2 separate regions of the Mus musculus genome follow, and region 2 is linked to region 1. A link is a loop called in an ENCODE intact Hi-C map of the cell type or tissue named here. Cell type or tissue: left cerebral cortex. All regions are shown on one strand. Links, peaks and the distances in the headings refer to the core of each region. The heading gives the core; the rest is flanking DNA. Region 1 has its middle 79 kb from the start of Gm24470. Region 2 overlaps Dmd (dystrophin, muscular dystrophy).

Region 1 (2,831 bases), core at 221-2,720:
TACCACTTCAGTGAACTAATCTTACTTTATTTCTCACTGTTGTACTCTAAAGTAGACTCTCTTTACTGTCTGTTCTTTTGAGCATTTGGCATATCCTAGCTCTAACTCATTATGACAAATCTTACACTGATTGGTCACTTTGTCAACCTCTTAATTAGTTGTCACTTTTAAATATGGCTGCATCTTTCTACAAACCAACTTTACTTTCATTGTTTAGGATTACGCATGTGCACAAAGTGTGTCTGTATGTCAGGCAGTGGGATTAAAGGGAGTAGTGTGTGTGTGTGTGTTCCAACCATGTCACTCAGACATAGAAGGTCTTTGGATGTGATCTCTTGCCAAAGCAATAATGTTGTTAAATTAGTCTATACTTAATTGTTGTTACAGTTTCTGTGAGTTTATATGTGCATCTGTCCTGTTGTGTTTGGGAGATATTGTTTCATTAAAGTAATTTTATCCTTAGAGTTTCCCACTTCTTCATCTGCATGGATCCCGGAGTCTTTAGAAATGGAGTTTGATTATACATATACATATTTATACATATCTCCCATTTAGGTCTAAGTACTTCAAAGTTTCTCATTCTTTATACATTTTCCAGTTGTGAGTATCTGTGCTCATGACTATCTACAACAAAATGAAGCTCATAAGATGATGGGTGTGTGACATTCTGATCTGTGAGTACAACAGAATGTCCTTAAGAGTCATTTCATTACTATATTCTCTGTATTTCTGAATTTGCTCATTGTGCCTTTCATTTATAAGTTCATTAGGGATACTACTCACATATCCCCATCCAAAATAAACAAGAACCACATATATAATTACTATTGTTAATTATTAATTTTATTATATGTTATTAATGTTATTAATATTTTTCTCGTATAATTACATCTGATGCAGGATAAAATTGAAAGGAATACAGAGATAAAATCAAGATCACAGACTAAGATGGTCCAGACCCTTATATCTTACACTTAGACATGAATTGGATAATAGAATATAAATTTCCTGAGAAGTTCAGAAATGATAAGTAGCTTCTTCACCTCAGAACACTATGAAGTCAAGCACATCATTATTTTCACCCTTGATTATTTCTCCATGTGGCAGAAAAATAATGAGCTCCAGGACTTTCGTTAGGAAAAGAAAGAAAACACTGTCCAAAATATAGGGAGATTGCCCATTAGATTGTTCTCCTTCTCATCACCAGCGTAATATTCATAAGACCTAGAATATTCCACATTCCTGGGTTTTGTTAAAAGCCAAAAGTTATCAGATGGCATCTTATTATTTCCAAGGAACCATGGTATAACAGACCATATAGAATTTAGTGAGTTCTTCTTCTGCAGGAAAAGGAAGAGTGGAATATACATATGTCCAGCATTTGAGTTTTTCAGAGACTTGTTGATAAACGGGAGTCTGTCTTGTCTGTCTCAGGATGTGGTCAGGGTTTGGCCTATATTCCAGCTTATAACCTGCTGGGAAATAAAGGAACTGGGTGTATAGTGTGCATTTGTTTCAATGAAACTGCAGTGTAGCTGATAGACACCAGAGGGAGTTAGAGATCATGGGCATGTGAAGACAAGTAACAAGAATATGCTTCTAAATTAAAAAAAAAAAAAAAGAATCAATGTACAATATGTGGAGATAATTCTTTCACAGGAAAGTTTAGAGAGCAAATTGTTGGAGGGTTTCATTGCACACCACGAGTATAAAATGATTGTTAGAGGGTATATTTTTTAATAATGTGAGGCTAGCTTCCCAAAGAGACATGAAGCAGCAGGAAAGACCAGCTCAACAAGAAAATTAAAAATTTCCTACAGAACCTGAATCCAAAAGGTTGGTTATATTATTCTATCTCCATTTATTTATCCATGAACCATTAAAGATACCTATCCCCATTCTTAGTTACACTAAATCAGTAGGTAAGATTGCAATAAATTCAAAATAGCAAAGTAAGTTTAACAATTAGCTAACAAGTCAAATGGATAATATAAAACTATAAATAAAAATATAATACAAAGAAGACACTAACAAAATTCTCAAAATGTAGTATGCAGTAAATCAGTTAAATAAATAAAATAGAGCAAATTTAAATAGCATATTGAATTAAGCACAGAATAAGAGAAGTGGTATCTCATACAAAGGACAGAAGAAAAAGAGATTTAACATTTGAGGGAAGGAAAGAAAAAAGTTGCCAATGATTAATACAAGTCATCTTCTAGAGGCTAGTTTAAAGTGAATAAAAGATAAAAATTTTACCAACCACCAAAAATCAAAGACATTAGTCATCATTAAAATACACAACTCATTGGAGTTAAAATAAGAAAGTGTTAAACATCATAACAGAAGTATAAAGAATATTAAACGTGATTGAGGTAAACAAATAAACTTTTTGATATATTATTATGTGGTTCTCTCTAAATTCTTATTCTTATGATACATTCATATAATTATTATTCATGTGCTCTTGTATTTTACCTATAACATAAGTAATTCAGACTTATTCTCTGGTTTTCCAGTATTAATGCTTCTTGAGCTTGTCCATTCATTCATTCATTCATTCATTCTTTTTCTCATTATTAATTGATGTTATTTTTTTTTTTCAATCAAGTAATTGCCACCCTCCTGGTACAACATCCCACAGTTCCTCATCCCATTCCTCCTCCTCCTTGCCTCTGAGAGGGTACTTTACCACCAGCAGCTCTCCCCCTTCCCTGGGGCCTCCAATCTTTTGAGGATTAAGCATGCCTTCTCCCACTGAGGCCAGTCCTCTGCTGTGTATGTGTCAGGGCCCTCAGATCATCTTGTGTACGCTGCCTGGTTGGTGTATC
Region 2 (2,831 bases), core at 250-2,749, 1.1 Mb after region 1:
ATTTGTCCTCTCACCTTTGGATGTGAACTGACACCCAATTTCCACTGCTACTCAAAGAATAAATAAATCTAATTTTTCAAATGTATAGGGAGAAGCCATCCCTCCTACGTTACACAAAACAGGAAAATAATCAGCATCTCTTTTTACTCCAAAGAAACAGAGAAGCATTCGGGGGATTTGTATATTACACTCTCTCTTTTACAATGGTTCAAATTAGCTCTAATAGCCAGAACATAATAAAAAGGTAGCCAAAAAGTCTATAAAAATGATAATCATGGATCTGTTCCAATTAATCTTATTACAAAAAGAGGTATGAGCATATGTGTCCCATGGGCACTTGTGATAAAAATTAAAATGGATAAGGTTACTTTCCTAAGTTTTTGTCTTTGTTTTAGCTTTCTTGATTTATGGTTTTGCTGTTGTTGCCCTTAACACTAAACTGAAACATGTGCAACTAAGCTGACATGCGAGGAAGTAAGAACAATAAAGCATGATTTCATTCCCGCCAAGCACTCAGTGAAGAACACAGTTAATACAGGCTTTATATACACGAATTAATATTTATCATAGTTGTCTATAGCTTTGTGAAAACTATGAAGAATAATAGCCAAGGTTCCATATGGGAATTCAAATGATCCATATTAAAAAATAAAAGCAATCTTTTCCTTCACAAAAACATTTAATTTGGTTAAAAATCCTGAAACTCTATTTTCCCCTTCTTTTCTTCCTTTAAGTTAGTTTATCTTACATCTAGTAAGACTTAACTTGTATAATACATGGATGCAGTTACAGGCACACAGACCGAGTGTGATAATCCATTTATTTATACACTGTTTAGAGATTAGATGAATCAATGACCCAGGAACCATACCTTTGGTTACTGGCTACTGTACACAAAACAATAATGGTGTCTGCATTATGATTATTTCCCTGCGTGTTGAGAAGAGTTTAAATTATGTGGAAGGATTTTTTTGGAGTTATTGTATGTGTTAGGACTTCAAGATTCTTTTGTTTTATAAATGGCTGAAAGCATTTTAGCTCTATATCTGAAGGTGTCTTACTAACATGTTCTTTGCACACAATTTTACCTTTATCTTTGGACATTTTATGTTTCTGTATAAGAAAGCCTCCAGGAAAAATCCATTTGTCACCATATTACCTTTATGCAGATAAGAAAATGAAAGAAAAGCTAAAGAGATGCCTAGTTTTGAAAGGGAAGGTGCGCCCTCTAGTGATTCATATCTTTTCACAAGGACATTAACATTTCCAATAGAATTTTTAACTAAATGTAGTTTCAACTTAGGCATATTAAATTGCACAAGAATAGAGTCCTTACTATGACAGCATGTCACATATACATATACCACATAAGGTAATACTCATGTTACCTATTGTTAAGGTTATTTTTTTCACATATTTGTGTTTTATAAGGACTTTAAAATTTATGAAAGATGTAAACCAGTCTTGAGTCATCTGTGCTTAGCAACATTTTTTTGTCAGTCTTCTGAGCCACACACTTTTTATACTATTTCCATATTTGTTTTCATTATGACTAATTATTCTGTTATAGCTAGCACTAACTTTAACAGTTTAGAGGTTTTATTTAGTTTTAAACTTTGAGATAGTTCCCATAAATATTATATGAGTAGAAGATGTGAAAGTGACTTCTCAAAATCATGTCACATATTAGAATTACACATTAGGCTGGGATCTTAAGTGATTAAGGTTTGATATTCAGCTTAGACCAGGAGATTATTAAGACATTCTTATCTATCAGATAATGAAATACTTTGACTAAGTATAATCTCTTTCAGCAGAAGTTTGACTTTGTAGTGCATTCAGCTTTCTAACAAGAAAAGATGAAAACACCAATGACATGTAACTCAGGGACTTTCCTACCCTTAATTAGCTAAAATACTAAAGCACTGACATTACATTCTGTGGAATATATCACAAAAAGAACTCATCTTATGTAATTTGTTGTCCATAATTAATAATGCAGATAATCCGATTTGATGGACAATACTTTGGACAAATTCAAATTTAAACCCACAGTGAATAGGCCTACGTTGGGATAAAGTGAATTCTACTAAATTACATATATTAGTAGCTTTCAAAATTGCATTTATTGCAATCTAGAATCATTAAATTTTACTGTATTAAAATGTATAGTTTTGTGGAAAATGGGCTTAATTCTACACATCTAAAACTACAAGTACATGTGAGACAACAAGGAATAGGTTTCTTGATAGGAATGTTAATGTTGAAGAATGAATAAATTAATGCATTTGGAATATGAAAACAATGTAAGAATATGTAACATCAGGTTTGTATCTCAAATCAAAACCTCTTCAAATGTAAAGATAAGTGAATTTATTTCTGTGGCATACTTTTAAAATAGTTCTGTTTTTTTTTAATTTATTTGTAATTCAGTTTTTACACTACATATTTCATTCCCTGTCCCTTCCCACCATCCAACTGCTCCACATCCCACACCTCCTCCCTAACACCTTGTCTCCACATGGAGCCCCCGTGCCCCACCTGGCCTCTAAACTCCCTGGGGCCTCTAATCTTTTGAGGGTTAGGTGCATCATCTCTAAATGAACATAGACCTGGAAATCCTCTACTGTATGTGTGTTGTGGGCCTCATATCAGCTGGTGCATGCTGTCTGTTTGTTTGGTGGTCTAGTGTTTGAAAGATCTCAGGGGTCCAGATTAATTAAGACTGCTGGTCCTCCTATAGGATCGCCCTTCTCCTCAGCTTCTTTCAGCCTTCCCTAATTCAACAAGAGGGGCCAGCTGCTTCTGTCCATTTGTTGGGTGCGAATATC

Evidence for each region. Peaks named below come from ENCODE experiments on the same cell type or tissue, not always from the same donor. Only the 100,000 strongest peaks of a DNase experiment are listed, where the experiment ranks them.
Region 2: a loop joins it to region 1, with 6 times the contacts of the local background. A loop is called at or near these places in 2 of 42 quality-filtered maps.

Annotation. Positions count from the first base shown.
Region 1 is chrX:82,612,020-82,614,850 of GRCm38, forward strand. No RefSeq gene overlaps it. Among named protein-coding and RNA genes, the nearest start is that of Gm24470, 79 kb to the right of the region's middle. In left cerebral cortex, for the core only: a CTCF peak has its summit at 1,541 (motif pointing right); a DNase peak (open chromatin) is centred at 1,541.
Region 2 is chrX:83,739,511-83,742,341 of GRCm38, forward strand. The region is part of intron 17 of Dmd (dystrophin, muscular dystrophy); the gene reads left to right. Among named protein-coding and RNA genes, the nearest start is that of Gm46696, 140 kb to the right of the region's middle. In left cerebral cortex, for the core only: a CTCF peak has its summit at 1,235 (motif pointing left); DNase peaks (open chromatin) are centred at 1,219 and 2,531.